Regions from separate parts of the Homo sapiens genome. Here region 2 is linked to region 1. A link is a loop called in an ENCODE intact Hi-C map of the cell type or tissue named here. Cell type or tissue: heart right ventricle. All regions are shown on one strand. Each heading gives the region's core, and the rest is flanking DNA. Links, peaks and the distances in the headings are about the cores only.

The links. A loop is a pair of places that touch in the nucleus more often than their neighbours do. Peaks named below come from ENCODE experiments on the same cell type or tissue, not always from the same donor. Only the 100,000 strongest peaks of a DNase experiment are listed, where the experiment ranks them.
Region 2: it touches region 1 in a loop (3-fold over the local background); 42 of 110 quality-filtered maps call a loop at or near these places.

Annotation. Positions count from the first base shown.
Region 1 is chr12:122,051,879-122,056,401 of GRCh38, forward strand. BCL7A (BAF chromatin remodeling complex subunit BCL7A) reads left to right here. Exons shown (of 6, transcript NM_001024808.3): 5 at 2,927-3,048. Among named protein-coding and RNA genes, the nearest start is that of LINC02985, 9.2 kb to the right of the region's middle. RefSeq lists an enhancer at 2,900-3,514. In heart right ventricle, for the core only: a CTCF peak has its summit at 2,620 (motif pointing right); a DNase peak (open chromatin) is centred at 2,643.
Region 2 is chr12:122,201,518-122,206,040 of GRCh38, forward strand. LRRC43 (leucine rich repeat containing 43) reads left to right here. Exons shown (of 12, transcript NM_001098519.2): 12 at 1,798-1,954. The coding sequence ends at 1,925. It overlaps B3GNT4 (UDP-GlcNAc:betaGal beta-1,3-N-acetylglucosaminyltransferase 4), which reads left to right and starts at 2,192. Exons shown (of 3, transcript NM_030765.4): 1 at 2,192-2,284; 2 at 3,005-3,167. The coding sequence starts at 3,102. RefSeq lists a silencer at 1,877-2,506. In heart right ventricle, for the core only: no CTCF peak of the experiment used is centred there; DNase peaks (open chromatin) are centred at 1,944 and 2,194; H3K4me3 peaks cover 1,897 bases; H3K27me3 peaks cover 2,500 bases.

The DNA.
Region 1 (4,523 bases), core at 1,378-3,877:
TTTTTTTTTTTTTGAGACAAAGTCTCACTCTGTCACCCAGGCTGGAGTGCAGTGGTGCGATTTTCCGCTCACTGCAACCTCCGCCTCCTGGGGTCAAGCGATTCTCCTGCCTCAGCCACCCGAGTAGCTGAGATTACAGGCACCTGCCATCACACCCAGCTACTTTTTATATTTTTAGTAGAGACGGGGTTTCACCATGTTGGCCAGGCTGGTCTTGAACTCTTGACCTCAAGTGATCTGCCTGCCTTGGTCTCCCAAAATGCTGGGATTACAGGTGTGAGCCACCACGCCTGGCCTGGCCTGGCCCCTCTCTTTTAAAAAAAAAAAATAAATAAACTAGAGATGAGATTTCACTATATTTCCCAGGCTGTTCACAAACTCCTGAGCTCAAGCTATCTTCCCACCTTGGCCTTCCAAAGTGTTGGGAGTACAGGTGTGAGCAACTACACCTGGGTGATTTTTCTTTTTATTGAGATGAAATTCACATAAAATTAACCAGGTTAAGTGAATAATTCACTGACAGTACACTCACAAGGTTGTGCAACCACCACTTCTATCTGGTTCCAAAACATTTTAATCACCCCAGAAAGAAACCTTGCACCCAGCCGCAATCATTCTCCACTTCTCCCTTCCCCAGCAACACTGGGTCCCTGCCCAGGGCAACCACGAAACTTTCTGTCTCCATGGGTTTGCCTATTCTGGACTTTTCATATAAATGGAATCATATACTCTGTGGCCTTTTGTGTCTGACTTCTCACTCAGCATAATGTTTTCTTTCTTTTTGTTTTTTTATTGTTTTGTTTTTTGTTTTGTTTTGTTTTGGAGACAGAGTCTCACTCTGTCACCCAGGCTGGAGTGCAGTGGCATGATCTTGTCTCACTGGAACCTCCGCCTCCTGGGTTTATGGGATTCTCCTGCCTCAGCCTCCCAAGTAGCTGGGATTACAGGCGCGCGACACCACGCCTGGCTTACTTTTGTATTTTTTTAGTCGGGGGGGGGGGGGGGTTTGCCATGTTGGCCAGGCTGGTCTCAAACTCCTGACCTCAGCCGATCCACCCACCTTAGCCTCCCAAAGTGCTGGGATTACAGGCGTGAGCCACCGTGCCTAGCCTGTTTTTGTTGTTGTTGTCGTTTTTTGAGACAGTCTTACTCTGTCGCCCAGGCTGGAGTGCCGTGGCATGATCTCGGCTCCCAATCCAGGAGGTGGTCCTGGGTTCAAACGATTCTCCTGCCTCAGCCTCCGAGTAACTGGGATTACAGGCGTGCACCACCATGCCTGGCTAATTTTTGTATTTTTAGTAGAGACGGGGTTTCACCATGTTGGCCAGGCTGGTCTTGAACTCCTGACTTCAAGTGATCCGCCTGCCTTGGCCTCCCAAAGTGGTGGGATTATAGGCGTGAGCCGCCGCGCCCGGCCAGGGCTCCTAGTCTGAGAAGTAAGTGTCAACCCTGCTCAGACTCCCTGGGAAGGAGGGTCTTGCTGTCCCGTTCCCCCGCCCTCTGTGTCCCGGCCTGTCCCAGGCCCTGCACTGTCTCCTTCTTCTTCCCATCTTGCCTGCTTGCTTTTAAACTTAAGCATGGGTTATTTTCCCCTTTGTTATTACTCTGCCTCAGAAACCCCAGCAGGGAAGTCTTGGTCGCACAGGCATTCTCTAGGATTCGTTTCGTGTGTGCTTTTTAACATCAGGGTACCATGGTGTCCGGGCCTCGGGTAGGATTTTTGCTGCCCCTTCACGAGTGTCTGGCTCTGTGTCCAGTAAGCTTTAGGAAAAACCGCTGCCGCCACTGCCTCCTCCCAAGCTGCACCCACCCCCCCGCCCCATCCAGCCTGCACCTTCCTTCTGCTAAAGAAAACTTGGGGTGGAGCAGCAGGAAGACAGGCATGAGAAATCACCCGAATAACTGGGTTCATTCTACTGGCGATTCCTTGATGGAATGGTGTGCGGCCATCTTGTAAGCTGTGATATTTAAAGAACCTTTAAAGACATGAAGAATTCCTCCGAAATACCACATGACCCCCATTTGGGAAGAGGAGAAAATTTGTACGCATGGAGGGAGGGGAAACTGGAAAGACGGGAATTAATCCTCTAAAACATTAGTGGGGTGGTCCCTGGGTGGTGACAGGTGATTTTTAACTTTATTTTTTCTGTACTTTTCTGTTTCCTGCAATGGTCAGTCATTGCTCTGGCAATCGGAAAAATACCCTTATTATTGTTATTATTTTGAGACGGAGTTTCGCTCTGTCACCCAAGCTTTAGTGCAGTGGCGCGATCTCGGCTCACTGCAACCTCCGCCTCCCGGGTTCACGCCATCCTCCTGCCTCAGCCTCCCGAGTAGGTGGGACTACAGGCGCCCGCCGCCACCACGCCCGGCTAATTTTTTGTATTTTTAGTAGAGACGGGGTTTCACCGTGTTAGCCAGGATGGTCTCGATCTCCTGACCTCGTGATCCGCCAGCCTCGGCCTCCCAAAGTGCTGGGATTACAGGCCTGAGCCACCGTGCCCGGCCAAATACCCATATTATTAAGAGAAATGTTTACAAAAGGTTAGGACGAAGCCACCTTGGCTGCGGGAGAGAGGAATTGACAGCCATGATTGTTGGTGCGCACTGCGGCCGCCAGGGGGTGCTGGGTGCACGCAGCACAGAGACTGCAGCCTCCTCCAGTCGCCTCCCAGGGCCCTCAGCAGCTAAGTGTGCAGGAGAGGGTTGCAGACGCCAGGGTCCGTGTGTGACCTGGCTGCTGGAAACAGCGCCACTGAAAAATCAACAGGAGACTCCCCAGCCCTCCAGCCCCCCAGCTCATTGTAGCCTTCAAAGACCACTGGCCCCAAAACTACCCGATTCAAGGTATTTTCAGTATTTGGCCCCACCGGCCCCGCCTCTCACGTGTCTGAAAACAGCTCCTGTCGTCTTGCTCTTCCCTCAGATGCTTCTGATGAGCAGAATTCACAGTCCTCGATGGAACATTCGATGAACAGCTCAGAGAAAGTAGATCGGCAGCCGTCTGGAGACTCGGGTCTGGCCGCAGAGACGTCTGCAATCTCTCAGGTACCTCGCTCGAGGTCTCAGAGGGGCAGCCAGATCGGCCGGGAGCCCATTGGGTTGTCGGGGGTACGTTGAAAGGTGTTTCGTCATTGTGTTTTGTTGTTTTGTCGTTGGACCATTGGAACTGTCATTTGTCCATTGGGCTATGTCCATGAACACAGTCCTGGGCTCTGCCTTGGGCTCTGGGGCCGAGGGATAATGAGACTTGTGGCCTCTGCCCTCAAGGAGCCTCTGGGTCGGAGGAGGATGAAGGGACCTTGAACCCAGCCTCGGCTGCTACGTTTTGTCTGTTCAGGTTCACACAGGCATTGCCTCATCTCAGTGATCCCCAGATCGGTGACCTTTAGAGCTGGGAAGACAAGACTTCAGAAACCTAAGTGGTGGGGCCTCCGACGGAGCGGTGCTGCTGGCCCCACTTGCACTGCATGGGCCCCTCTCCAGGGCATCACTCTGTGTTGGAATCTGGTCTGAATGAGTCAGCACAGGTGCAGTGGGGCCCGGTGGTTAGGAGCAAACCTCCCAGAGTCGGGCCCAAGTTTGAATCCCAGCTCCCAAAATGGGATCACGGAACTGTCTTAGGGCCACCGTGAGGATTCGATGGGAGAACTTGGGTAAAACACTTAGCATGGAGCGGACACAAGATGCAGAGGTGTCATTGGCCATGACCACTATTAGGATTTTTCACTGTAAATCCTCTAGACTTTTTTTCCTTCGAGACAGAGTCTCACTTTGTCACCCAGGCTGGAGTGCAGTGGCATGATCCCGGCTCACTCCAACCTCCACCTCCTGGATTCAAGCAATTCTCCTGCCTCAGCCTCCCAAGTAGGTGGGATTACAGGTGCCTACCACTCTGCCTGGCTGATTTTTGTATTTTTAGTAGAGATGGGTTTCACCATGTTGGCCAGGCTGGTCTCAAATTCCTGACCTCAAATGATCCACTCCCTCAGCCTCTCAAAGTGCTGGGATTACAGGCGTGAGCCACTGCGCCTGGCAACTTCAAAATCTTTAAACCCTTTGATTGGCAGGTCCCTTTCCAGAACCTCACCCCATGGAACCCCCTCCACATGCCCTAGCTCTAAGGGGCTGCTTAGGGAAATCTGGGGTCTTGTCTGAGACAGACTAGGGCGCAGCCATCTAGAAGAGCATGGTTGTGCCTTCCAGGTTCTGATAAACATTCTTGCAGCGTGCAGTGAGAAAAGCAAGCTGCAGATCCGCAGGCGTAGCATGAGCCCATCTGGTTAAAAACAGTAGAAACCAAAGCCTGGTGATTTATATTAAGACCAAAGTTGTCGGCTGGGATCTCTGGGCCTCTTGATCTCAGAGAAGAAAAGCTCAGCTTGAAACTTTGATCCATACCCTGAGAGTATCCAATGCTCCCCCGCAGTACCTGGAAATGCCAGGAGTCCCCCATTCTCACATCGCCCCCACTACCCCACACTCTTGCTTCCAGGAGACCCAGACCTAAAATTGGGCCTCTT
Region 2 (4,523 bases), core at 843-3,342, 150 kb after region 1:
GGGTGGTGACCAGGGTGGGGAAGGCACCTGTGGTAGAGCCATAGCGGGGCAAGAGCTTGGAGCTGGGGCTGCCTGGGGCTCATCTGGTTCCGAGGTGTCTGCCTCCAGCTTCAGGCCATCGGCCCTTATTTGCTGTAAGAGGGGCCTGGGCTTGTCCTGTGGGGAGCTGGAGAAGCATCTGAAATGGGTGCGTCTCAGGTTTGAGGTTCAGAAAGAACAACCAACTGGGAGGGAGAGAAAGGAGACAGGGAGTGCCGTGGGAGGTGGCTGCAAAAAGCATGAGGCCCGATCATAGCAGAGCAACCCATCATACTGAAGCCGAAAAGTGGAAACAGGCCCAACATGGTGGCTCACGCCTGTAATCCCAGCACTTTGGCGTGCGGATCACCTGAGGTGAGGAGTTCGAGACCAGCCTAGCCAACATGGTGAAACCCCGTCTCTACTGAAAACACAAAAATTAGCCAGGTGCGGTGGTGGGTGCCTGTAATCCCAGCTACTCAGGAGACTGAGGCAGGAGAGTCGCTTGAACCTGGAAGGCAGAGGTGGCAGTGAGCTGAGATCGCGCCATTTCACGCCAGCCTGAAGAAGTAAACGTTGGAGGGCATATGCTGCTGGACTTCAAAACCCATGCCTATATGAACATGTGATTTGTGATACTTATCTGTGGGTTAAGATGGCCTTAAAAAGGTTTTTTTTTTTTTAATCTCTTTAATGTTTGGCTTAATTGAAGACAGCTGGATTCTTACAGCTACTTCTGCAGTCAACTGCTTGCAATATGTTGCTGTAATTGACGTGCACAAAGAAAATCCAACCTCAGGCCCATAATTGGAAAAGAGGGAGTATTTTAATAGACCTTAAAATAATATAATTTCTTTAATATTACACCAAATTTGACAAGTGGTAATTTCTTAAAGGTTGTTACAATGTGAAAACAATCTATATTGAATTTTTCATAATCAGATTAAAATTCATTAATCTAGTTTGCATTTTGAACGGATATTTTACCATGCAGTTTGTAACATGCATGAGTTACTTGTAAACTACAGGTTAACAGACTTATGCAGATATTCCAACAGTTGACACCTGTCACTATACATTTTCCAAAGATCACGTTCTTTACTATCACCACCCACATCATTAGAAAGGTCTTTGCGTATTGGAAAATTGGTAAATTCATGGTGGCAGATACAATGTTGTCTCATTTTTAGGGCAAATGTTATACATTTATTGAAATGCTTTCAGTTGTTTCCCCTGAAGTGCTATAATTACTTCATTTTTAAGAAAATATCTGCAGCTGGGCTCGGTAGTGTACGCCTGTGATCCTAGCACGTTGGGAGGCCTAGGCAGGCGGATCACTTGAGGTCAGGAGTTCGAGACCAGGCTGGCCAACATGGTGAAACCCCGTCTCTACTAAAACTACAAAAAATAGCCGGTCGTGGTGACAGGCGCCTGTAATCCCAGCTACTTGGAGGCTGACGCAGGAGAATCGCTTGAACCTGGGAGGCGGAGGTTGCAGTGAGCCGGGATCATGCCACCGCACTCCAGCCTGGGCGACGGAGCACGACACTGTCTCAAAGCAAAAAGCAGCCAGTCTTGCAACTCAAACAGCTGCGATTTATTAAATGATCTAATTAAATACAATTTAATTTTATTTCTTATTACTGTTAACACCCGAGGACCAAAACTGTGCTCCCGCTGGGACAGGGTCCAGGGCTTGCATATGGGATGGGTCAGGGCGGCCGAGAACGCCAGCCCATCCGTCTCCCGGGGCTCATGCTCGCACTTAAATTTTCTCAGAAAAGCCGAAAGCCGTGATTCCGATCTACGAAGGCGATTACCACCCTGAGCCCCTGACCGTAGAGGTGCAGATCCAGCTGAACCAGTGCCGCTCGGCGGAGGAGGCTCTGCGCATGTTCGCCGTGTAGGGCGTGGGCAGTAAAGGCTGTTCCCAGCACTCCCGCCTCCGCTTCTGTCCCGCCGCACGCGTCGGGGGGCGGGTGTGGCGCCGGCGTCCTGGGGAGGAGGAGCAGCCTCTGCCCGACCCGGCTCGTGCGGACCCCAGGACCGGGCGCGGGACGCGTGCGTCCAGCCTCCGGCGCTGCGGAGACCCGCGGCTGGGTCCGGGGAGGCCCCAAACCCGCCCCCGCCAGAACCCCGCCCCAAATTCCCACCTCCTCCAGAAGCCCCGCCCACTCCCGAGCCCCGAGAGCTCCGCGCACCTGGGCGCCATCCGCCCTGGCTCCGCTGCACGAGCTCCACGCCCGTACCCCGGCGTCACGCTCAGGTAGGTTGGGGGCCGGGACGCCGCTGCTGTGAGGGAGGCTGGGTCACCGTGCAGGGAGGGGCGTCGCCAGGGCGGCCGTGCCTTTGCACCCCGCGGCCCGCTCCCCGGTCCCCCAGGGTCCCCGCGAGGACGCCGGCCCCGCCCGGGTGCGGCGCGAGTCTGGCCTCGGCGGGCACGGCTCGGGGCCCACGGGCCGCTCGGCTTCGGTTCTCCAGGCTGGGGACAGAGGCTGGAGCCGGGCGCGGTAGACCCCGCCAGCCTGGGCCGCCCGCGCCCGACGCGCAGCGCTGCTGCCAACCCCGGCCCGGGGGTCCCCGCAGAGTGGGTCTCTGCTGCCGTCAGCCCTTCGGAGACTGTCGCGTTGAAAGAATGAACCAGAGTTCGCCCCCTGCCCGCGCCAGGGCGTTTTGGGTCACCGAGTCCTGTGGGGATCCGAGGCGGCTGCCGCCCAAGGCCGAGCGCAGCCTCAGGACCCGCGCCCCACCAGACGGGGTCGTGCGCTCCGCGGCGGGTGGAGAGCCGGGCTCTGGGGTCTCCGCGGCTCGGAGGGCGGCGGGGCGAGGCCGTGCGGCCAGCGCCTGGGGACGCCCGCGGCGGGACAGGGGCCACCCGGGCCGCGGCGCAGCCTGGGCTGAAACCTCCTGGGACGGAACCAAGCCACCTGCTGTGCGCCCTTCTCGGTGAATGGCACCGCCGCCCGCCCGGGCCTCTCGTCCACAGCCCGCGGTGCTCGCACACCTGAGACTCATCTCGCTTCGACCCCGCCGCCGCCGCCGCCCGGCATCCTGAGCACGGAGACAGTCTCCAGCTGCCGTTCATGCTTCCTCCCCAGCCTTCCGCAGCCCACCAGGGAAGGGGCGGTAGGAGTGGCCTTTTACCAAAGGTCAGATTCTTTCACCGCCTCTGCCAGACCCCCTTGTCCCCCACCCCCGCATAGATCTCCAGGGGGCTCAGAAAACTCTGGCCGGTGGCTCACGCCTGTAGTCCCAACGCTTTGGGAGGCCAAGGCGGGAGGATCGCTTGAGGCCAGGAGTTCCAGACCAGCCCAGGCAACAAAAGATACCACATCTCTACAAAAAATAAATTAGCCGGGCCCTGCACGCCTGTAGTCCCAGCTACTGGGGAGGCCGAGGCCGGAGGATCGCTTGAACCCAGGAGTTCCAGGCTGCAGTGAGCTATAATTGTGCCACTGCACTAGAGTCTGGGTGACAGAGACACTGTCTCAAAAAAAACCAACAAAACCCTTAGCTCTTTCACTAGCCGGGCTGGCCTCTTCCTACTGTAAACCTGCTGGGCCCCCGTCTCCCTTCTTTCTCCCCTCTCTCCTGCCCTGGAGCTGCCTGACTCTGCCCACGGCCTGCAGAGACCCCAGGTCTTCACGCAAGGTGCCATTCCTCACTCAGTTCTTGCTCAAACGTCCCTCCATCAAGGAGGGCTTTTTAGCTACCCTTGGCTATGGGATCCGTCCTCCGCGTCAGCCAATTCTCTGCATTAGACTGTAACTTCTCAACATACCTGGTTCCTATGCGTTTTGTGCTCCCCTCTGAGAGGGCAGCGACCCTGTCTTGCTTGCCACTGCATCCCTAGCACCTAGCAGTTGCTTTTCTGGTGACGGCGGCTGTGGCAGTGGCCAATGCGGCAGACTGGTCAGAAGTGAAGGGACAGGATGACTTGGCAGTGGAGGTCAAGGGGAGGGGACTGGGGCAGAGGGAGACACCAGAGGGACAAAAATGAGAAACTGAAGACAGGCTTTGCTACGTGGAGCTCGGGCAGGCCACACTGGTGGATTCTGTCTCCTCATCCTTCTTTTCAGGTCCCTGGGAGAAATCAGCACTTAGAACGTGGTGGGAAGGCGGGGCGGGGTGCCTCGGAAGCCATCCCTGATACAAGTCCCCAGCTTTCCTGCTTCCCCTCTTGTGGTGTGTGGCTTTGTCTCCCTCCCTCCCTCCTGGAAGCCCCGACCTCTGAGGCAGGTGTAAAGGGTGTGTGCTTTGGTGGCCACGGCCACCCTGTGGTGCTGGTTCTCCTCCGAGGGAAGCAGTGCACTCCTGGTCATCTTGGAGACGCCCAACACAGGACCCCACAGGCACCAAGCTTTTTTTGGGAAATGGTTTCACTTCCCACTTGAAAAGCCCTGAATGTCAGTTCCACACTTAGTGAATTTGATCCAAGCTAAACTGAGTCTGTGCCTAAAACTCATCAGGTGCTCGAGTTTCCTGGAAGAATGGCTGGGAACGTT